Regions from separate parts of the Homo sapiens genome. Here region 2 is linked to region 1. Evidence: chromatin loops called from intact Hi-C (ENCODE). Cell type or tissue: endothelial cell of umbilical vein. All regions are shown on one strand. Each heading gives the region's core, and the rest is flanking DNA. Links, peaks and the distances in the headings are about the cores only. Region 1 overlaps CDH19 (cadherin 19). Region 2 has its middle 210 kb from the start of MIR5011.

Region 1 (17,963 bases), core at 5,788-13,787:
TGGCTTATAAAGTAAAAAGAAATACAAAAAGTCATTTTTAAATGATTATCTATGGTTTGCAGAAGAAGGACCCCACAAAGATATCTGTGTCCAAATTCCCCTGAACGCATAAATATGTCACCGAAAGTGGCAAAAGAGAATTAAGTTTGCAGATGGAATTCAGGTTGCTAATTAGCTGACCTTGAGATGGGAACATTATCCTGCTTTATCCAACTGGGTTCGGTCTAATTACATGAGTGCTTAAAAGTGGAAGAGGCAAATGTGTGGGTTAGAGGGTTGTCAGTGTGTGAAGTATGTGACACTCCTTGCTGCTTCTGGGATGTGTGGGCTAAATCAAGAGCCATAAAGAGGCCTTCAGGAATTAAGGATGTCTCCCAGCTTACAGCCATCAATAAAACAGAGACCTTAACTCTATATACATGTAAACTGAATTCTGCTAACCCTTAAATGAACTAGGATCCTACAGCAAGAAATGCCTCCCTGAATCCTTTGATCATAACCCAATGAGACCCATAATACATTTGTTTTAAGCCATGAAGTTAGTGGCAATTTATTACAGCAAGAATAGAAACTAACACATTATTCTTTCATTTGTATTTAACATTTAACATGAATTAAAATAATCATACCAGAACAATTGACAAATTTATTTTATATAATTTTAGTGTTAATGTAGTGCTTTTAGAATGAAAACTATATAATCTACTTATATTTAACACACTCATATTTATAATGTAATGAAGATGTAGAATCCTTTTTACTTACTTTCTTTAAATATAGGCTTATTGTCATTAACATCTGAAAGTTTAATTAATACACTTGTTGTTCCAGACAACGCTCCTGGCTGACCAATCATGTCCTTGGCTTGAATGATTACCCAATACTCATCTTGCAGTTCTCTATCCATTTTAGAAGATATTCTTATGACTCCTTTAAAAATATAATAAAATTCCAATTATTTCATTATTAATCATGACAAAGTTCTAGTTAATTTCTTAACCATTGCAGTATACATTATTTTGCTATATGTTGAACCACTGCAATGTGACAGAGACTTCACTAGAGAAAAATAATAAAAAATAAATTAAACATCAACACTGCCTAGAGTCTAGAGTGATCATCACAATATTAGGAACACTGGTAGGCCCTTAATAAAATACTATGTTAAGATAATCCACAGGTAGAAAAAAAAGAATGTCTTGTTTTTACTTTAACCTATTTTCTGCTATCTCTTCTAACATAATATCGGCTTGCTACAGTTAACTTTGTCCCCGAAACTCTGAAGTTAGTATATTATTGATAGATTTGTAAATTATAATACCAAATTTATGAAATAAATGTCATGCCCTTATTATTTTGAAGTCTACTTAGAATTATGAGATCTGAAGAAGACCTGGTTGTTGACCCAGTTATTTTATGTGTGTGTGTATACACATATATAATATATTCAAACTCAAGATAATTAATGATAAATATTGCAATAAATGCTTAAATTCTATAAAATTATTTAATATACATTTATTAACTATCACTGAAAAGAACCTAAGAAAATCTTAAGACAGGTTCATAAGAGAGGACTCAACATTTCTAAAGATTTGGGGAACACATAAACAGTCACAAAAAATAAATAATACCCAATACCCAAATATATCAAGGGCAAAATATTCATTAAAAATTGTGATATTAATGAACATAAAGATGGAAACAATAGACACTCAGGACTACTAGAGAGGGGAAGGAGGGAGTGGGGGAGATAGTTGAAAAACTTCTGATTGGGTAGCATGCTCACTACCTGTGTGTGACGGGATCATTAGTACCCCAAACCTCAGCATCACAGAATTTACCCATGTAATAAACTTGCACATTTACGCCCTGAACCTAAAATAAAAGTAAATTAAAGAATACAATAAACTTGTGAAAAAAATGACATATGAGTATAAAATGCACACCTGATTTCAAAGACTGAGAACAAAAAATGTGAACTATCTCCATAGTTTTGTATTATTTGTTGAAATGGTAGTATTTTTGATTTATTGGACTAAATTTAATATAATATAATTTTTTAAAGAATTGTTATATGAACTTTTAAAAGATAAATTAGACCATAACATGAGGGGATTTTAGTTGCGGACTAAAGTGTTTCACACATGTAATCAATTATTTGAATCCAATGGAAAGCATTCAATATGTTGCACAAGTGCTGCTAGCGTCTCCCTGTATGTGACTCAGGGGAGAGGGACCTAGGAGTCTTTGTTCCCCATTAACTGTGCCTACTTTGCTTTCAACTTTTCCTCTCAGCCTTTTGACTGAATAAAGGATATGTATTTCTGGATCTTATGCACTTCAGAACTTATGCTTTCAGTAATTTAATCCATGTTTGTCGTTGTCCATACCAACGCTTCTCCAGCAATGCAAGTAATAGTTTAGCTAACCTGCTCAGTATAGTTAAAAAGTCAGTGTGCAGGGTAGGGGCTGGGGGTGGAAAGAAAACATGGTCACGAAGGCCTGGTATGACCCAGCATGGGTTTGTACTCTAGACACCTCCCTTTCTTCTCTCTTCTGCATTTCTCCACACTGGTGTTCAGTTATTCTAAGAGTTTCAACTCTTTCCCACCTCAGGAATTTCCCTAATTTTTCCCATGCCCTGAAATCATCTTCCACTCTCCCTTCCTTGTCTACAGACTCAGCTAAACTTTCTGATTTCCGTGTATTCTGCCTTGACCACACAACATAAAGTCAACCTGACTTGTTTTCTCCCACTGAAACTTTTTGGTTTTACTTCATAAGTACCTACAGTGGAATGTATGTGTGTATTACTATTCATGTTTAATATCTATCTGTAAGTTCCAAGAAAGAAGAGTCCATTATTATATCTTGTTTTTGTTACTATTATGTATTGTTTTAAATTTTGCAATTTGTACCTTTATAAATCTAGCAAGTTGTATAACATTTGGTACATATTCAGCCTTTCTAGACCTGAATGTGTGAGGGAATTAAAGTCTAATGTTTTGAGGCATTCATTGCATATAATAAAATAATTTTTCTTCCATACATTTGAAAAAATAAAGGCCATGTACATTCCTGAGAGAATTAAGAACATAGGTACTCAAATAATATTTTTTAGAATCTGACTCTCTCAAGAAACCCTAATTGAAAAAGGCTGAGACATTCAATATTTGCTGAATGAATAAATAAGAAATGTTTAAAGATCCAACACAATACTTTAATTCTTTAAGGGTTTTGATATAAGCTGGAAATAGTATTTTCCTTGTATTAAAAACCATAGAATTTTACTTCTTTGGCACTTCTCACGTTCTTGGGTGATTAGTTATATATATATATTTTTTCAGTGGAGACTATAATCTTCTAAAGGAAAAAAAATTACATGGGCCTAATCTTTGTTTAAAACACAAAAATTAATTTTTGTTTAATGAATTAGGGTCATATGATTGTTTAAAGAAAAGAGAAAACTGTGTTCTACTTATTTTATATTCAATTGATTAATGCAGATTGGTAGAGCAATATTACAAAAAGAATCAAATATTGTATTCATGTAAATCAGAAATCTGTAAAATACAGAATTATTTTTAGGTGAATGTCTCATATCAATGTGTACGCTTAGCCTTATACTCAGACTTAATCTCAGTCATTCTGCAGGGTTATGCAGCTGTATTTCATTGTGGTTTTAGTTTGTATTCCCTGATGACTAATGAGGCTGAGCATTTTTAATATGCTTACTGGCTTTCTGTATATTGTTCTTTGTCAATTGCTTATAAATGTTTTTTCCCTATATTTTTAAATTGGGTTGCTGGTCTCTTTTTCTAATTCATTTAAAAGAATCTTTACATATGATTTAAACCACATACATAAGTAATTTGTGCTATGGACATGAAAAATCCAGTCTCCTAGAAGTATCAGCTAAAAGACTAAAAGTAATTAAATGCTTAGGAATTGCAATCTTTTTGCTTATTGACATATCAGGACTACTGTAAAACATGTTTCTAAGCAGATAATTTTTGCTGACAATTGCCTTCTTTAGAATCATGTTAAACTTTGCTTGTTTCATTCACAAATACCTGTTGTTGGTTCAACAGAAAAATATGGCTGGCCTTGAAGTAAGCTGTAGAGGAGACGAGCATTATTACCACTTGAGGGATCGTCAGCATCACTTGCTGTCACCTGGATAACTAATGTTCCTAAAGAGAACATAATACAGGAAATTAAGATTGTGGTTTTATTCAGGATGAATTCAGTTCTGTGAAGCGGTCTTTCTTTACCAAGCAAGATGTTGTTACAAAATGAAAGCTCAATTCACCTCCTTGTTCTTAATTGTAAAAGTAATGTATTTTTTTGTTGTTTTTTATTTTTTTCAGGCAAAAGAATATAACTTTTAATACAAAATATTCCTAATTCCTGTATGCAATATGGAATTTTAAACATGTAGATTGATGGCCTAATAAGATGTAGCTATTAAACAATTCATTGTAATGTATAATTTATAAATCATAAACTTTTCCAAGGTGTATTATTAGTGGAGAAATTAAAAGGAACTTGGAAATGCTTTTCACCAAAAATTATAGTGTAGCCTGTACCTTAAACAAAGTGGAGAAGGTTGATAAATATTTACAAAGATTATTGAATTGAGCTTGAAAGAGTATCCAGTTGAGGATAAGGATGGGCATAATTATTCAGCTCCTTTAATTCTCTTCTCTAATATACCTACTTCCTTTGATGAATTTTTTAAAAAGCAAAGTAAAATCTTGCAGATATTGATAACATAAGCATTCTCATTAAAATTCAGTAACAAGAAATAAAATCATATGGAATAATTATGTATACATTTAAAATTAGTGCTCAGATTTTTAAAATATTTATTCAAAAATATTGAGTTTTCAAAGTATCTTTCTGTAAACATGGAATTGAATGTTATGGATCTTATTTGAAATATGTATTTGTTGAAACACTGTTTACTGTGTCAATAAGAATAGCAACACGAATGACACAAAATCAAATAGCTTCTGTGGTTTTGTTTACAACTAGCATCATGAATTTTCTCATCGTAGCCCAATTTTATAAACTGATACACTCTAATAGGAATCCATTCTATACTTCACTAACATGAAACTTTTGCTGTGGCCCTAAATAGTACATATTCTTTGCTCTTTTGTCTTAATATTTTTATAATGCTATTTAACATTTGTTTTAATATCATACAGCATATTCTATTGAAGTAGAATTTCTTCTTATTCACATAATTTTATGGGTAATACTTTTACCTGATTCAAAATGAATCAGGAAAACTTTTTGCCTCTCTTTTCCAAAACTTATTGAATAACCACTCAATGTGTAGACACTTACTAGTTTCAGATGTTTTAAAGTGAATTTATTTAGTAATTTGTGAAAGTTTTTCCAACAAAATAGTTAACAGGGACCATCACTTTCATTGATCCATATTGCGCAAGACTTGTTCCTTTAACTATCCTTCTATGCACCGATCCACTTACTTATCCCACATTTCCTCATTATAATTCTCTATCATTTCTTTCCATAAGGGGTTCCCATCCCTGGTTTCTAGAATTATATTTCCTATCTTTGGCTTCAGATACAATCATCAAAATCATACCATTTTCAGAGTTGACTGAAATAAATTTTAGTAATATCAGTCTTTAGAGCCCCTAAGCTAGTACTATACAAATGAGAACCAAGAAGTCCAGAAAATGCAATGACTCACAAAAGGTGACCTCACACTTTGATGATAGAAATATGTCATACAGTTAGGTTCTTTTTTCCAGTCCAGTTTTTTTAGCATGCTTTTTCTATAAAATAAATTTTATTATATATATTTAAGGTATGCAACATGTTATGCATATAGATAGTAACATGATTACTATAGTAAAGCAAATTATATCTATCATCTCACAAAGTTACCCATTTTTGTGTGTGCATGGAAAGAGCAAGTAAAATCTACTCACTCATCACAAATCTCAAATATAATACAATATTATTAACTATAGTCCTCATGTTGTACATTAGATCTCTAGATTTGTTTATCTTACTTATCTGATACTTTGTATTCTTTGACTTACATACCTCCATTTCCTCCCTCTTCATATCCCCGACACATTATTTTATTCTCTATCTTTCTATATTGAACTTTTTTTAGATTCCACATATAAATAAGATCATGCAATATTTTTATTCTGTGTCTGGCTTATTTCACTTAGCATAATGTCCCCCAGGCTCATCCATGTTGTGGCAAATGGTAAGATTTTCTTCTTTGATGAGACTTAATAATATTCCACTGTAAATATATGACACAGTTTCTTTCTTTATTCCTCTATCTGATAAGGGATTTATTTAAGAGAACTCATACAACTCAATAGCAAAAAGCCAAATAATCAGATTAAATAATTGGCAAAGAACCTGAATAGATATTTCTCCAACGAAGACACACACAAATAAATGGCCAATGGTTATATGAATGGGTTCTCAACATCACTAATCATCATGAAAATGCAAATAAAAACTACTATGAAATATCACTTCACACTTGTTAGGATGTCTATTATTAAAAAGACAAGAGAAGGCAAGTGTTGGTGAGAGTATAGAGAAAAGGGAACACGTGCACTGTAGGTGGGAATGTAGATTCATGTAGCCATTATGGAAAACAATATGGAGGTTCCTAAAGAAATTAACTATAAAACTACTATATGACCCAGCAATCCCACTACTGGGTATTTATTTAAAGAAAATGAAATACACCACTAGTAAAGATATCTGCATTCCCATGTTCACTGCAGACTTATTCACAATAGCAAAGACATGGAAACAACTCTCATTTCTCTTGATTTCCCTTTGTATCTGATACCAGTGTGTACTCCTTACACACACCTGGATTATTGTGCCTGCTCAGTAACCTACTGTACACCTGTTCTCTCAGGTCTCCTCTTGATCACACCCATAGAAAGCAAAGAGGTAGTGACATGCCAGAGCAGGTGAACATTTTTTACTGATGCTTCATTTACTTGTAACCAAAAGTTACTTCTTCAGTGTTTTTCTCCTGTTGTCTACTAAGTGGAGAATCTAATGTATTCTGTTAATAGATTACACAAAATAATTTCCCTGAGTGTGTAGAAAATCTAAAAGGTCAAATTCTTAGAAATTTTAGTGGAAAAAATCTGTGATATTATAAATATTCAGAATACCACTCACACATGAATTTGATGGGGATTTTAATTTCTGGGGAAATATTTGTTATTCTTTCTTATGACACTTGTGGCATTTTAAAAGAACCAAGGCTATAGAATTGGTGTAATTCAACAATGTTTTAGAAATGCTTACTTTTTGGTAAGGACTATCAATGAGTATTAAGTGATTCACTCCTTACATTTTTTGTGTGTGAGAAGATGTTTATGTGTATATATAGGCATATATGTATACAGGTAGATCTAAGTATGGTGTATTTACATATGTGTATATATACATGTATATATACACACATATATTTTCAGTAAATGTGTGTTTTACATTTACTGAAAAGGTTCCCTGATGTTCAGCTCTGCCACCTTCTCATGAAGGGGTTCCCTATATTTGTATAATCTTATCTCTGATTCTCTAGTTGGCTCCACTAGCTATTCATTGCTCCAGGGCAAATATTCTTGTCTGAACTACTGTAGTTTTGTCCTAGGCGTTTGCTCCTTATTAGTGCAACTCCTGTAGGTATTTTTCTTCAATAAAATTGCCTTGCAGAGGTTGCAGTGTTCAGACATAGCGCCATTGCACTCCAGCCTGGGCGACAGACATGTATCTGTATCTAATCATATATCTTTATCTCATATATATATATATATAATATATATATTTAAGAGGGCAAAAATATGCAGCAGTATTTCCAAATATTTAGTGCTTGTAGTTTTTCTCTTAATTTTTATTCATGCCTTGGAAATGTTGGCTGTAAAATTTAGATGAATCTTAGCAATGCTCGATTTTTACAGGACCCTAATTATCTTTGTTTATTTTATTTAGTTGTTTTCTACTTTCTTTTCCCTCTTTCAGTTATTATTGACACCATGATTTATAAAACACAGTTTAAGCAATTTTAAATCCTCTTGGATTGTTTCTATGTTTTTAAAGAGAATTAAGCCTGTATGTTTTCCTAATGAGTAACTTGTATTCGGCAGAAATCCTCAAGAAATAGTCAAGTAACATAAAGAGATCACAATAATAATTAAATATAAAAGCAGACAGCAATACAAAAATATTTAACACAATTGTAAATATTTATATTTTTATAAAGACTTGTTATTTGTAAGCAAATCAATTTGTACATTCACCTGTAGTTAGGAATTAGTTTTATCGTCCACATAAAATTGAAAATATTACTATGAAACCAATAAAGTGTCTTTCAGTGGAAATGATCAATTGTCTTATAGTGCCCCTTTCCTAGTTAAATATAGGTTAACTAACACTTGTTGGTTTAGACAACGAATGTTTAATTCCTACATAATTTTTTATAAGAACATATGTAAGTATTTCAGCATTTGTCTGTAATATCAGAACTGTGTCATGTTTGAGTCATAGTGAATACCACCACAATGCTCTTTTCAAGTACTGGAGGATTTCTAGGCTTATGTAATTACTTCCGTTCATGTCCTGATTATTGTTTACTGTCAGAATCACTCCGAAGAGGTTTATGAGAAATGCGGCTCCCATCCCCGGTCATCCCATTTCCTAAAAACAACCCACTCATCACTATGAATTGCTGTTGTGTTCTAAAATATTATGGCTACTATTCTACATAAGGACCATTGTTTACACAGGCCATATCTGTAACCTCTTGAAACTTTTAAAATTGTATTTCCATGGAAAATATATTTCAATTTTTTTATATAAAGGAGAAAAATAAAAAAAACAAAGTACATCTAAAAATCAACTTACATTTGCAATAAAAACTTTTTAAAAATTAAGAATAAAAGGAAACTTTCTGAATCTGATAATGAATGCTTTTAAGCCTTGACAGTAATTATATTTAATTGTGAAGAGTTAAAACTTTTCCTCTGCAATAATAAAAAGAAAAAAATGTTTTTCTGTCACTATTATTTTTTTCGGCATTGTACTGAACTTCCTAGACAATGCAATGAGGCAATACCATGCAGTTATAACGCATTTATAGACAGGTAGATAAATAAATATTGGAAAAGAATAAATAAAACTAAATAATTAAAGTTAATAATATTTTCTGCTAGAAACTCAAAATATGCATATAGTTACAGAAAAACATTAAATTCATAAATTTAGCAAGTCAACAGGGACACAAATGTTATATAAAAGTGCATTTTTTAATATATGAATATATATATGTATATACTCTGGCATATATATATTCATGAAACCTATTTTAGTTAAATATATAATATATATGAAAAGAAATAAAATATTCAGGAATATCTAAACAAAAACTGTAACCTCTGCAAAACAACTAAAGATAAATTAATGATATAAGTAAATAGATGAAAATACTGGATTTAGGAATTAGATGACTACTTAAAAATAAAAAAATACACAGCTTAAAAGCTAGCTCAATCAAAATCCTAGTGGACTGTATAAATGGTTAACTTGGAAAGACAATTAAAAAATAAGTAAAATTTGTATGGAAAAACAAGGACCAAGTATGGTCCAGGCATTTTTTGTTTGTTTGTTTCTTTTGTTTTGTTTTTGTTTTTTTGAGAGGAAGTCTCACTCTGTCGCCCAGGTTGGAGTGCAATGGCGTGGTCTCTGAACACTGCAACTTCCGCAAGGCAATTTTATTGAAGAAGAATACCTACAGTAGTTGCACTAATAACGAGCAAACGCCTAGGACAAAACTACAGTAGTTCAGACAATAATATTTGCCCTGGAGCAATGAATAGCTGGTAGAGCCAACTAGAGAATCAGAGATAAGATTACACAAATTTAGAGAACCCCTTCACCAGAAGGTGGCAGAGCTGAACATCAGGGAAACTTTTCAGTAAATTCTGCAAGGTCAGCTTGATATCTCCATTTATCTGTCCATCTATCTAACACCAATTTTGTGATATAAAATTTGGCACCTGCTTTACACCTTTCACAAATATCAGCTTAAAACAGACTGTAGATCCAAATGTGAAAGGTAAATAATAAGAAAAATAAGAATATAAATATTAGAACAATAAAACTTTCAGAAAAAAAGAAAAATAGAGGGGGAAAAGCAAAAATTTCAGAATCAGGGCAAATATATGTATATAATATTTATGGAAAACATATATTTAGTCCTGGGGAATTTGATATTTTTCTCAAAGCCCAAATCTCTTTTTCAATTTGTTAAACATATTTTTTATTACTCTTCCCAGCCTGGATTGGTTGTTCTTACTCTACTGAAGAAGGGTAGCATATTTAGGGTGCATTATCTGATAAGAACATGAAGCATGGTACAGGTCATATATACCTAACCTCTTTAGTCTCTCTTCATTCATTTGATGAACATTTTATTATGATAGCATTAATACTTGCAAAGTGGGTCTTACTCCATTGGTGGATCAAAAATTAAATTCTACATTTTATACTGGAAATAGGTATTTCTAACAAAAGACAAATAATATATATGAACATTAATAAAATCTTTTTTAGAGAAGATTTTAACATTAAATATAGCACCAGAAGAATATTCTTCATAAGTATTTACATCATTTAATGAGTTTCTTAGTTTAACTATTTTATCATACAGTGCCTTTGGGTTATCCCTTGTCCTCTTTCAGATTTAACTATATCTTAAGAGAAGTCTATTTATTGCTCATTTGTCTGACAGACTGTTTCTCACACTCCATGGAAGAAGCTACAAGTACAAAGTAAATGTTTGAAAAATTCACTCTGGCTTATTTTAATGACTTAATAATAGTCATTTTGTAAAACAGAAAATCTGGGACAAATGCTTCTAGGACATGATGACAGAAACATAGAAGTAAAGCAGAACTGTCCTGGGTAAAACTGAAGATCTGGTCACTCAATCTACCTTAAAACAACAGTGACAATATAAAGTGGCCACCAGGATAGCACACAAAATGAAAATAACGTAGCACGAGTTGTGTATATTGAATTGCCACAGCCTTAAGTCCTATTATTCCCTGCAATACACCATCCAGTAAGCAGAATTGGGTAACTACCAAATGATGGGAACTCTGAAAAGTTTAAATTAATGAGATCCTTGAAATCAAATTAGCAAGGAATGTAAACAGAGAGTGAAAAAATGCTTTTTGGGGGACCGAAGGGTCCAAAGTTCAGCATGCATACCTGAGTGGGGTCACTGTGGCTGGATCAGAGGTGCCAGTGGTATTTGGAAATGCAAAGAATCAAAATGACTTGTAGTTTGTATCCATTCTAAGTGAACAAAAGTGTGCTTAGAAAAAAAAATTCTCTTAGAATCATACTTTAATTAGAGTAGCTTATCAGTTCACTTATTCTGATAATAAACATACAAATATAATTACTAATGTAATCTTGGGTTCCATTATTGTGTGGACAGTTGACATTGTTTGCATTACTCTGGAGAGACTTTTCATAATTGCAAATTTAAAATATTAATTATGTCTTTCTAGCTAGTTTCCAAATCTTGGCAACTTTTCATAGCAAAAGGTCTTTATAAAAATAAGTTCAACACAATATTTGACTTTGCTTATTTTATCAATCACATTCTTTGCAGAAACTTATTGTAACATAGGTCAGTGGTCCTTAACTTCTTTGGCACCAGGGACCAGTTTCGTGGAAGACAATTTTTCCATGGTCAGGGTGGGGAGTGGGCATGGGGATGGTCTGGGGATGATTAAAGCGCATTACAGTTATTGTGCACTTTATTTCTACTATTACTACATTGTAATATATAATAAAATAACTACACAACTCACCATAATGAGGAATCAGTGGGAGCCCTGAGCTTGGTTTCCTGCAACTAGATAGTCCCACCTGGCAGTGATGGGAGACAGTGACAGATTATTAAGCATTAGATTTTCATAAGGAACATGCAACCTAGATTCCTCACATGTGCAGTTCACAATAGGGTTTGCAATCCTATGAAAATCTAATCCCGCCACTGATCTGACAGGAGGCGGAGCTCAGGTGGTAATGCAAACCATGAGGAGCGGCTGTAAATACAAATGAGGCTTAGCTCTTTTGCCTGCTGCTCACCTCCTGCTGTGCAGCCCGGTTCCTAAGAGGCCACAGACAAGCACCAGTCTGTGGCCTGGTTGTTGGGAACCCCTGACATAGGTGACACAGGATGTACACTTGTACCACGTGCTTGAAAGGAAAACGTTAGTTTGGTCATCTCTGGAAATTGCATTTACTGATATATTTTTCATTTTTATGACAGAAAATTTTAGTGTGATAATAGTATCTTAACAGAAGATAATATATTTGTTGTGTGTGTGAAATGAAGCATTCTTGTAATGTTTAAAGGTGCTAACCTGTATAAAACTACATAGAAATTTTAAAGATTGAGAGCATTAATGAAAGCATCAATAATAATTTATCCAAACATCAGATGTATTCTGCCATCACTGAGTAAAACCTGAGGTAAAGGTAGTGTAACTCTGTCTCTGTTGAGTTATGTAAATTTTATTATTAACCAGGAGTTATGCAGAGGATGAAACTATTCTCATGCAGATGTTTAACATGGCTTACAACTTTATTAAATGATGTTCTTTCCTGTGTCACATAGAATGCTTTATCCACTGGTGATTATGGGAAGCATATAAACAAAAAATCATAAAAAGTGAAAAATTTTCCTATGCAGACTAATTTAGATATTATGTAAGCAATAGAGAAATTAGCAACCTGTGGCGAGGGCATTTTATAATTAAAGCTTACATTTATTATGGAATACTAAAGTACAGGTGCCACAGTATGCTATAGTGTTTGAATGCCAAGATTCCAGCTGTAGATTTCAAAATGACATTTACTTTAGAATGTTATATTTTATTCATTTTGAATTCAATAGTAAGGAGATTAACTGTTCTTTTCTTACAATGTAGATATAAATTTAATGGAAAAGCTATTTTTACATCCAGTTTTAGTACAAGTATACTTTGATTAATCTGAAACAAATTTATTGAGATGTTGGGTTGTATAATTGTCAACTTCAATGTTATACAGATCAAATAATATTATAGTGATCCACACTCTGCATATGTAATTTCTGCAACAATAAAACAGGATTAAGATGAATGAGGTGATCAAATGATCAAATACATGACATAAGAGTTGTATAGGTATATCTGCTCACTCCTTCACATTGGGAACTTATTTTATTAGTACAAGGATAATTATTTTTCTACCAGTACTGACTGACCCATTCTTGCTGCATTTATACTTGAGCTGCAATTACTCTACAACCTAAAGTCTCGAAGTGAAACTCAGGAAACAGATAATATTTTCTCACTTGTCATCTTAACTGGGCAAAGTGTTCTTCAAATTTTTTATTTTTCTGTCCATAGTCACCTAAAAACTAGGTCATTTTTATTATTTTTGTGCTGCATTTTTGACACCTCTACTTTTTATAATCTGAGATAATGGAATTTAAGTAAAACAAATTAGACTGTGTTTAATAAATCAAACAATATTATATTTAGAAGAATAAGAAGAGAAATTCATCCCAGTCTCAGTCATGTTCAACTCATGTTCCCAAAGGCAAGAGATTTATAGAATCTAATTCACAAATGTGATAAATTTTGAAAATTCATGATTTTTTATTTTCCTGAGTATTAACTGAAATTAAATTTGTATAGATTTTCCATACAAAGCTTAAGGTGAATTTAATATTTCTATAAAAGCTCTCCTTTATGACATATTGTACCATATTGTTGATGAAGAATATTAAATTTTCTATATGCTTTTCCAAAAAATGCAACTTAAAATATTGCATAATAATTACAGAGATCATTATAACATATTATATTTGAATTTAAAATCTGAAATGCCAAAATAAGCTTCCTTAAATAGTAAGGTAAACAGAGTCTTACTCACTAGTTATCCCCATTCATTTTCAAAAGCATCTGGTTTTGAAAATAAAAGGAAATGGTTATTGCAAGTGGAAGGAATGTTGGACACTTGATAATATTAAAAATGATGCCCTCAGTGACTACAGATATGAAAAATTTGGTGGAGGATATTTATTTGGAAAAGCTCCAAAGAGAGTGGATAGTCTTTTTACTAGACAATATATTCTCCTTGCTTTTATTAGGCAGAAATATGTGAAACTAAATTTTAAGGAAGTCAGATTTTAAATTTTCCTTTTGCATTTGCACATACACAGACATATAAACAAAGTCTATTAACACTAATGATCATTCATAATGTGTACAATATCAATATCTATTTATTATGGTTGTTTTCCACGTAATGTGACTGGCTAAAGCATGTTTCACTTTTAGCAGGATTTTGTGCTGATTTGCAGAAGATAAGTTACCCGACTCTGCTTTGGTTTAATTGCTTATTAAGTAGTATACTACACGTATTTTAAATGCCCCTTCTTTTTTTTTTTTTTGACATTATAAGGTTTTAGGTAAAACTAGCAAATATTACTGAAATGGAAGATTACATATTTGATAGGCTGGCTATTCAGATACAATTTCAGAATGATTTCCATGAATTTCACATCTCCCGAAATCTTCTATTTATATCCTAAACTATTCTAATCACTTATTTAGCATTTTTTTGTCCACCCATGTACTCACTCATTTATTTATTCAATCCTTCCAAATCTCAGTCACTCTATGACTTGTGGTCTAATAAATCTTATATTTTTGGATGGCAGAAAAATAGTAACTTTGCAAATCCAAAGTGACAATTGGGAAAGCATAATGTTTTATCTCAACTCTACTTGAAAGTTCTAGTTTGAAGTTAATTTCATTTCAAACATAAATGCAGTCAGTAAAAGCCCATCATTACTTGTAAAGAAATGTGTGTTTAATAAGCAACAAGTTAATAATTTTCTTGATTTTATCTCATGACATAATGAAATATGGATTCCCTTCAGTAATTCAAACCAAATTCTGAGTTCAAGTGCAGATTCAAATATAATAATAGGCAGTTCACTTCAATACAACAGAAATATATGTAAGAAAAAGAAACAGCAAAATGTTTGCAATAGTTGTTTTTGAAGAATAAAGTAGCTGGCTAGGAAATTTGGAAGTAAGGTCAATATTCAAAAACTTAAATGGCCGTGGATATAGAAAGATAATGAAGAATTGAAGTTATATTTAGGTAATAAAACCCGCAGTATTCATTAATTTAATACTGAGATTGAGGAAAAAAGATAAATCACATATAATTTTATTAATTGATTTATTTACTTCACAGTCAACACAAATGCAGGAATGCTTCAGAAGGAAACCGTTGCTAGAAGTTTGGCAAAGCAATAGAAATATTCCCCTATTTCCATATTATATAACACTTCTAATAGCAACTGACCATCACTCAGCTGGCCTCTCCCTCTCATGGAAAGGTTACACAAAGTGCTCATTAGTTCTTGCATGATTTCATACAAAGCCTGGACCCTAACTGGCACTCACACAGTATGTATTGATTACACAAATTGAAAAGATAATTTGTACCTCTATCTCAAATTGCAATGCACAAAGAGATTTGTGCTTGCTAGATATTGCACAGACCAAACCATCTTTTGCAATCTCTCTGAACATCTACAGTGGGGCTGCACTGATACCATGATACCAATAATTCTCTCATGGGTTCACTACCCAACTCTGTAAAATGGCAGTATTGTACCTCCTCTTCTCTAAAATTTTACCCATGCTCTCTCAATTACTGCCTTCGCATTATGCTTCACTGACAAAATAGAAACGTTTATTAACTGATTGGTTATGAACAAATATGTTAACATATAATCTGTCCCTTCTATAAGTACAATGGATTCCATGACCCTTTCTTTTTTTTTTTTTTTTTCAAGAACAGTGTTTTAGAAGTTATGTCCTTTTACTTTGCTTCAAATAATATTATTCTCTGGAATCATTCCCCATAGTATATAACAGTGCTGTTCAATTTCCTTTCTTAAAAAACAATTGAATAGTCATAAACAAGCAAAAAGTCCTCTTGACCTTCATCTTTTTCTACCTAGCATCTCACATTTCATTTTCTCCCTGTGGCGTAACACCTTTTAGACTTGGCTTAAATCATTATTACTTCCTCTTATTCTTCCTTTTATGCCATACAATAGTCTTCAGTGTGCTGTAATAGCACAAATTAAACTGTTGTACTTATCAAAAAACCAGGGGTCTTCAACTTACCAAATCAAAAGTCACCACTCTGTCTTAATCTTAGCCTCACAGCAGCATTACACACGGTTGAGGGATTTCTTCTTTTGGAACATCTTTTCTCATATTTTTCCCTTCTTCCTACAACGCTTGCCAATCCCACTCATTCTAATTTGCCAGCCGACTGCTTTTTGCTTAACAGTCAAGTCAGCCTGGATGCTTTTCTCTTCTCCAGCTACGTTCTCTGCCAAAGGGATCTCATTCATTGCCATGCCTGACATACGTGTTATATGTTGATGACTTCCATATTGATGTATACAGCCCTGAGCACTCTGCTATGGATTCTTTTTTCCTAGAATGTGGTATGGATGGCCTCTTTGTATAATTCACCTCAAATATCACCTCCTAAAATGTCCCGTTTCCTCCAGACAATTAATAATCATCATACCTCACCCATACATAACACTTTTATACTATACATGATCATATATTACCTCCTTTAATTAAAATAACTATTTCTTATTTGTATATAACTAAAATGTGTTTCATATTAGCAGGTAACTCCTTTATCTCCTTTACAATTTTATCTATAGTTTCAAAGGAAGATTCCTAGCATGTTACATCATAATATATGCAAGAAGAAGAAGAAGCAGTGGCAGAGGAAGAAAAGCAAGAAGCAGAGGGAGGAAGGAGGAAGAGAGGGAATAAGGAGACAGAGGGGAGGGCAGTAAGGGAAAGGAGTAGAAGGTGGAGAAGGGGGAGGAGGAGAGGGAGGGATGAGGAAGGTGAACTGTTTCTTTGCCTACCTACCAAAATAGAGTAATTTAAAGTGCTATTTACATCTCATAATAATTTGTCTTGATATATATTACACAGGCAAATTTGTTTCTGCTGTATTTAAAGACCTATGTTCCAAACAATGTAGAAATACATCTTTAAATTCCTACCTGGAATGTTAAAAATCAAGAATCAGAAAATTATATGATGAAATATGTATTTTTGGAATCATTGGCTAATGAATCAAGTAATGAGGTAAAGTAGTTATAAGCATGTTACCGTAATTTAAAATGGCCATTATCAAGTCACATTTATTTGTCACTGTTAAGTAAATTTTTGAATTAAACTTTCCAGTATATTGTGCTACAAAAATTTTTTGAGTGAATAACTGAGAGAAGTTGTGCATAATCACAATTTCCCCTTTACTGGAAAGACATTTCTAATTTCCAAGACAGTCAATTCTTATATCTTATGGAAACCATTCTCTCCTAAATGCATTATATTTAAAATATTAACAACAACAACACTGGGTTTTGAAAAGTATCTTTGAATAAACACAGCCACACACAGGTGTTCAACCACTTAGTTTTGTCTTAGTGGTTTTTTCTTCATGATTTTGATGTATACAATAGAGTCTAATAAATTCACTTTTCCTATTTTTATGCATATCTTGCAGGATTATCTTATTTGCTTTTATGAGATACAAAAATATATTTTGTTTTGAAAAAGAAATTCTTGTACTTAAGAACCTAGTAAATGAACAAGGTCTAAAAACTTACGAATTGCTCAAATAAACATATCTAAACTTCTTTTATTCCTGTGAAGGCTGAGATATTTTAATAACATTAATATGTAGTACCCTTTTCTCAAAATTTTGATGCATAGTCTAATTTTTCAAATATTTTACTT
Region 2 (8,000 bases), core at 1-8,000, 310 kb after region 1:
TTTAATACATTAGAAAAAATCACAATTACATATTAAATGTAGGAAAAATAATGATCCATTTAAAAATACTTTCTAAAATTGTCTTAATTTCAGAAAGAAAACAAGGAATCAAAATTAGGTTTGGATAATACATTAAGACTTTTAAAATTTCCTTGTGATTTAAGGTTGGTTCAACTGGATAGCATTATCTAAAAGTCTTCAAATATGATTGATAGAAACATTAAAGTATTTCATCTTGAACTTCAAATAAAAATGGTAGAAATAAAAAAAAAAAGATATAGCATGAAGTCCTCCCTGGGGAACCAGAAATCCTCAACACTGTGAAATTGTAACTTCCAAAATGATTTAATAAAATCTATGAAACAACACTCCTAATATTTGTGGAACTGCATCTTATCAGTAAGGGATTCTCTATGCAGGGATATGATGTTCAGCCTTCTATGTCTTTAAACAGACATTCTAGTTTTGGATACACAATCCTAATAAAACATGGCCTCGAAAGGCAATTGTTTTTCCTCTCATTTAGAAGTCTATACTAATCAAGTCAGAAAAGGTAATAAGTAACTGAACACACAAGGATGTAGCCATTCCAGTCTTCTGAATTGATACATGTAGCAAATTAATAACTTAGGTTTTCCCAGATACTAGAAAATAAAGAATGCTGAATAGAACTCAAGTTCTTCATGAAATAATATTTCCTACCATGGCCAAAAAATATTTGAACGTCCATGTTACAGACTTATTCTCCCTTATTTGTGTTTCCTGAATCCTATGCAAGCTCTGCTCTCTCCATCTCTTCTTAAGCTGTTCTCAAATTTTTTTTTTATTTTTTGCAATTTTGAACTCATGTTATGAACATCTTAATGGTTTTTTTTTCCTACTTTGGTAAAAGGGCGTTTCAAAACCCTACTGATTTTGATCCCTAAGATACTCTTCATTTTTTCATTCAATAAATTCAAGCAATATCAATTTCTGATATCACTTGAACATTGAAGATTTCTAAGTGTATGATATCAACTCAGATTTCTCTCCAGGTTTTCAGGTTTCAGAAATATATACTCAAATTATAATGTACAAACTTGACTGAATTTTCCTCAAATACCTTAAATACCTCATATTTGAAGTCTTATCACCTTTGTGAACGTTGTTCTTTAGCTTGCTTGATGGTAATATGCATGCTTTAAATCCCTACTTTAAATATGTGACTATGCCTTCTTCCTTTTAAATTGTATTTCTCAAATTTCACCTGCTGTACCATTTCTACTTTTCTGTATTAGTTTATAACTTCATGATCGTTTATCTGAACTCTAGCAACATGCCAGAAATGTCTTTCCTCCTCATAACAGTGTTTCTGTCTCAAATATATTCTCTGAAACTTTTATCCATGTTGATCCAAAACCTTTCGGTTAACTTCTCAGTGATGGCACCTGAAGGTGTTTGAAGGACACTTCATTATCTGTCCCCTTACTTTCCCAGTCTCCTACCAATCGCTCTCTAGTTCCAGCTTTGCTGTCCAAACCTTATTCATTTAGGCTTACTTTGTTTTTAGCATTCTTTTTTTTGTTCTTGTCTTTTTGTTCGTAAGTTATTACCTTCCACTATATCTCATGCCCCAATGTCTTCACCAGGGTTTGTCACTTAATTTTTGAATCTTTGGCCATAAATCACCTCTTCCAGGAAGCTTTTCCTTACTCTACCAAAACAAACAAACAAACAAAACACCTTTCCTCATATATCTAGGTATATAACTATTCCTGGTATTTAATACATTATTATTTAATTATAAAAACTCACAGAATTGTCATTGTCATGGAATTACCTTTAGAATAACTTGTTTCAAATAACTTAAATGTTATTAGTCTCTGTATTCTTTTCTTGCAAATTGATATAGTAAGAATAACAACTCAAAATGGATATTGTTGTTGTGAGGATTAAATGAGCTAATATATGTAAAATTTATCAAAAGGTCTAGTTTAAGCAATCAATACTTCGAGATAAATACATGGGAAATGAATAGATTCTGGGTTAATCAGATTAAACAATCCTGATCCTCAGGCTAAATTCATGCCTAGTTTATTATTGGTCATTAAAAATCCCGAGTTTCTGTCCCCAGAGAATTAATTCTGCTTATTCACTGGGCACAGTCTGAGTCCCAGAACAGTATTTCCAAGTTATCTCCATAACCATTACTGGTGACACTCAATATAATGTACAAAAAATACCTTTCACTAGCTATTCCAATCAGGGAATAAACTGTTTAGAAGCAGTGGTTGGATTACTTGATTTAATTATTTAGTGTTACTGTGTTTTAGGTACTGTAAATGCATTTTATAAATAGTACCTCATTTAGATCTCATAACAATCATTGTGGGACATATTTATAGACAAAAATTTAATTCAGGCTCACAGAGATAAAGTGATTTTTATAAAATAGACTACTACTTAAGTATAGCCTAAATGTTAAAGCCGGTGATCTTCACCACATGGTTAACTAGTCTCTTTGTTTTTCTTTTCTATTTTTCTATCCACCAAGTTTTGATAATGTTTAGGGGAATGTGGCAGGGCATGTTGAAAAAGCTCACTGAGTCATTGAAATAGTGCCTGAAAAATGCCCTTCAAACCTACTGAGACCATGGTAGGTAAATTACATGGAAGATTATTTGCTTTTAATTAGAAAAAAAAAATTTGTTAATCATTTTGACATTTTTGTGAATGATTTGTTCTTCTCCTGTACAAATTTTTTCCTCTCCTATACAATTAATTGCAAATAGAACAAACACAAATATTTAATTAAGGTTCAAAATTAGCAAATCTAAAGTCTTTTTTATAATGCTAAAACTTACATGACCCAGCAAAAGTCAACAGTGTCCTTTAGCTGAATATGCTTAGTGGACTCTATGTCACTGTGACATTTTTCTTACATAACTTATTGCTTGCTATAAATTGCAGACAAACACAAAATTGTTGTGAAAAATGCAGTTTACTGTCTAAAAACTAACTCTGTAGATAATGCTTAACCAACATTATCAAACCTTGGTCACAGAAGATATATGTGTGTGTATAAAATACACATTATATATATATGTGTATATATATGTATATATGTATATATGTATATTTATATGTATATGTATGTATATATATGTATATATGTATATATATGTGTGTATATATATATGTATATATATGTGTATATATATATATATACACACACACACACACACACATAGTTAAAAATGCTTTTAAAATTTATTCCACTTTTGAAATCTTCCAATAATGACAATTAAATTATCACGCTTCCACCAGATGTACTTTAGATGGACAGAGGGACAAAAGTATCATGACTACATTGCTGTGGTTTAAGTGATAAGTGGCTGCTGACAAGAAGAATTTATAAGAAATGGAATTAGATATTCACTTGACAGAACTCTCATTTCCTTTTCTCATTCATTATGTGGATATACTGGGAAGCTTGTTCTATTTCTGAAGAATGTATTGCTGTGGAATACACAGACATGATCACATTAAAAGTAATGGAATGGGATCCCTTGTACCATTACTTTCAATGTGTTAATTCAATTTTACTTGGTAAATGGATTTAGCATTCTTGGTAGTTTCTGCTATCTACTTTAAAAAAAATCATTTACTATGTGTGAAGCAGAAACCTATGTCTCATGTGGGCAAGATATATGCCTTTTCATCACTTTTTGCAAGTTCTGATCTATGGTTTTTTCTTTCTTTCTTTCTTCACCGCAGTTTTAAATGGGAAGACACCAATACTGTTTACCTCAGATAAAGTATTTTAAATTACTATTTGAAGATATTTCCTACTACATTATTGAGCTATGACATTTTATTTTCCTTATACTGTGTAGTGATTTCTTATGATAGGATATATTCTCCTTCCAGCTAACCTTTGAAAGGAAGCTGTCAAACAGTGATTGTCTTGCATGCATTTTGAGCCCTCCTTGAGTATGCAGAACAGATTTGAGGCACCTCACAGTTGCACATTTACTGCCATCTAGTGATTAAATAATAAATATATTCTGTATACTATAATCACTATATACATACTTTTTAGCATAGCGATTTTGAATCACAGAATGATAGTGAATGTGAACTTTGAGGTCATGTAGTCTAATGCAAGAAAGTAGAGAAGGACTCAGAGGAACAAAAAAAATCACATGAGTATTGTGAACTTGAGCCAGGATTTGATATCTGAACTTTTTAGAAAGTGTTTATCTAGCTCTTCTATTTCTACTCATACTATCATCTGATTATGTCAGAAGGATAATTATCTTCTGATAATGTCATCTTTGTCTTACCTATTATAGTTCAAAAATAATTACCATGAAAATTTATTTTTTATTATGCTGTCCTAAAAAGTGTTCAGGAAATCAGAAGGATTATTCAATTATTAAACAATAACTAAAATCACAAGTTTGTATTGTATGAAATTTACACATTAAAAAGGCCCTCAGCAAATATTTCAAATAAATCCTTTATTCAAAACATACATTATAGACCTAAGCATGGCACTATATTGGCCCTCATGACTACTTAAACATCTATGGCTACTAGTTCAATATGACTTTAATTTATTTGAATTATATATTATTTTTGAAATGCTTTGATGTGTAATTTCGTAGGTATGTTGTCCAGTTTAATGGCACCTGAAAAAAAAAAAACTCATTAATCCACACCTGTATTCCCAGTTACTCAGGAGGCTGAGGCGGGTGTATCGCTTGAGGTCAGGAGTTTGAGGTGCTTTGATGTCTCCTATGAATGGCCACAACACTCTAGCCTGAGCAACATGTGAGATCCCATCTCTAAAATAAAAAAATGGCCACAGCAGCAAAAACCAATCAGGTACAGGTTGCAACAAAATCCAATGTAATTAAAAGTTACATTGTCTTCAGTATTTCATAAACACATCCCTTCTTTTTATAAGGCCTGTTCAAGTTTCTCAGATTTTTTTTCCCTTACCTTAGACTTGAAGATGGATCTACTAGAAATATGTAATGCCAGCCCTTATATTTCATCTTGCCCCCAGCCTTTCTTTCTTTCCAATAATCTGATTGGGGCTTAGAAAATGAAGAGAATGGGCAGTGAGCGCTGGAATATTGGCCTTAGTGAGGAAAAGCTAGTAACAGTAGTAACCTGGGGTAGCAATGGTGTCTGGACTATTTCTTTTTCCCTAAACTGATGTAGGTAATTTTGTTTCAAATCATACAGCTCCCAGGTGAAGTAGAGCTGATGCCACATTTTTTAGAATTTGGTCATAAAACTAGGCATAGATAAACCAGCAAAGTAAATATAAAAGCAATCCTCAAATATTGTGGAGGTTTCAATCAGCTGGAGGAGCTCTTTTTTTAATAAAAGTGAGAGATTTCCATATAAATTCAGTAGTCCAGGGTATAGTTCAGTGTTGTGGATTTTTAGTAAGTATCTTTGGTAATTCTGAAGTGGATGGATACTACCTAAATCATATTTTTCAATCATTGACATGGATTTTGTTTTTCTAATTCCTCTGTCAGCTGTTTTTCCGCAAGCCTGCCCATGACTCCCACATCTTTGCAAACACAATCTGCCAGCTATCTCTCTTACAGATGACAGTAGCTAATAATTATATTTACTTCTGATGCTAGGTACTCAAACATTCCAGAAATTATTGCAAACATGTTCTGAGAAGAAACTGAGAGGACAGATGAGCAAATATTGTTCAAGGTCAGTTTCCAAATCACTTGGGATCACATCTAAGCTCTCAAAATTAAGCGCAACATCGGGCACGTTCCCTAAAACCTCAGTTTCCTTCAAGGATAAGTACCTCACAGAATGTTGTAGATAATTATATGATTAATGGATACACGCTTTAGAAGAATACATTGTTTCATTTCCATTAAAATCATACTGTAGTTCATTGAATTAATGTGTTTATTCAATTAATTAACATTTTGTTTTCATTTAACTTCTTACAATTAGACTAAAATATGTTTCTGACTTTGTATGATTCTAATTCCACAGTGTAGTGTAAGTGACTGTGGGAGGCTGTGTGAGGACTCTCCTGTGGCCTAACCTGGAAACTTTATGCAGGGCAGGCCTCTGTGTCCATTCTGTCCTGTTCACTCTAAAGCTACCCCAGCCTCTAAATCTTACACAAGATCTAATGACTGTGCTGAATTTGAAAGTGCTAACAGAGGCTAGTATTCAAAGTTATATTACAGCTGATTTAATATTTTCTATATTTGATATGATACTTTACTTAGAAAACAATTAAGAATATTTAAATTTTTGTTATTTTCATTTTCCTGAATGACTACACAGCATTTACATACATTAAGCATATACATAAGCACATATATATACATGTACATATACACATATGTGTATAATGTTTATATAAATTAAGCATATATGTAAGTATATACATAAGCATATGTAAGGATACAGCCTTAGTCAAAATGGTATCAAAATAATGAGGATGTTTAGCCAATAGTCTATTTGTTTTGAAGAGTATGAACTTAATGTTACAAATGCAAAAATCAATATGCTCCTGTTTCAATTCTGCTAGTCTGCACAATAAGCTTTTTCTTGAGAAAAGCACTGTGCTATACAAGTCATTTGATCCCAATAATTCATTAACTTTAATAAAACTTAGAAATGTTATAAAAGTAAGAACTCAAAACATACACAGATATAAAATACCTACTGAAATTAAAATACCAGGATAGGACAAAATGATCTTTGATGTTGTTTCCAATTATCTCGTGTTTGTTCTAGGCACTGGCTATGTCAACAAAGCTTCGCCTTTTTTTTTTTTTCATGGTGACACAACCATGGCTGTGTTCAGGTTTACATGTTCTTACTTGTGTATTGGGGAAGGTTGGCCCCATCTTTACTTTTACGGGGTAAATGTTAAATAGTCTAACATAATATGAACAAAAACATTTGAGAAATGGACTCTGGGTGTTGTTTCATGAGGAGGCCATGCCTAAGCTGCTGTAGCCATCCTGGGATACAAGCTTCCACCAAGGTGCTTAGAGTGGATGTACAAATAAACAGCATGAGGTCTGGGTCTTTGATGATGATGCTGAGATGTGGACTAATCAACTCTGCAACTGCACCTTAATCTACTTGTTATGTGATATAGTAAATATATATATTACAAAAATAACTTTATTATACTAACCATGCTTTCTCCTAAAATTTAAGAGTCATTGGTCTTAATAACATATTATATTCTTTTTTTTTTTTTTTTTTTTTTTTTTGAGACGGAGTCTCGCTCTGTCGCCCAGGCTGGAGTGCAGTGGCGGGATCTCGGCTCACTGCAAGCTCCGCCTCCCGGGTTCACGCCATTCTCCCGCCTCAGCCTCCCAAGTAGCTGGGACTACAGGCGCCCGCCACTACGCCCGGCTAATTTTTTGTATTTTTAGTAGAGACGGGGTTTCACCATTTTAGCCGGGATGGTCTCGATCTCCTGACCTCGTGATCCGCCCGCCTCGGCCTCCCAAAGTGCTGGGATTACAGGCGTGAGCCACCGCGCCCGGCCAACATATTATATTCTTAAGTAAAATAACAAATGTATATTTTTAATCCATTTTTATTCCTTTTGGATAATTATTGTAATAAAATGGTATTAGGTAAAATTATGACTGTATCATTAACTCATATATGGCAATCCCTAATTTTTGTCAGTATGAGGCTTAGGTGTTTTTAAAAATGTGCAAAAATTACTTGACAAAGTAGTGTGTTTTTACATACGGTATATATTTTAGAGAATGTGCACTGTTTAATAGACCAACATAAAATTCATCAGTTTGAAGGTTCAGATTTTGATAAATAGATGTGACTGTTAAAAATATTTTGATTTTATTATTTGATTTATGCCCAGTGAAAACCATCTCTATAATCTAGTATTTGTTTCTACTTTTAGCCAATTATTTTCTATATCAGAGTACCACTTTTGTTTACTCTGACCAGGGATACATTAATTAAAACAA

Evidence for each region. A loop is a pair of places that touch in the nucleus more often than their neighbours do. Peaks named below come from ENCODE experiments on the same cell type or tissue, not always from the same donor. Only the 100,000 strongest peaks of a DNase experiment are listed, where the experiment ranks them.
Region 2: a loop joins it to region 1, with 19 times the contacts of the local background. A loop is called at or near these places in 10 of 110 quality-filtered maps.

What each region holds. Positions count from the first base shown.
Region 1 is chr18:66,550,329-66,568,291 of GRCh38, forward strand. CDH19 (cadherin 19) reads right to left here. Exons shown (of 12, transcript NM_021153.4): 4 at 4,077-4,196; 5 at 766-930. Among named protein-coding and RNA genes, the nearest start is that of CDH19, 45 kb to the right of the region's middle. In endothelial cell of umbilical vein, for the core only: a CTCF peak has its summit at 9,986 (motif pointing right); a DNase peak (open chromatin) is centred at 9,963.
Region 2 is chr18:66,868,466-66,876,465 of GRCh38, forward strand. No RefSeq gene overlaps it. Among named protein-coding and RNA genes, the nearest start is that of MIR5011, 210 kb to the right of the region's middle. In endothelial cell of umbilical vein, for the core only: no CTCF peak of the experiment used is centred there; a DNase peak (open chromatin) is centred at 4,006.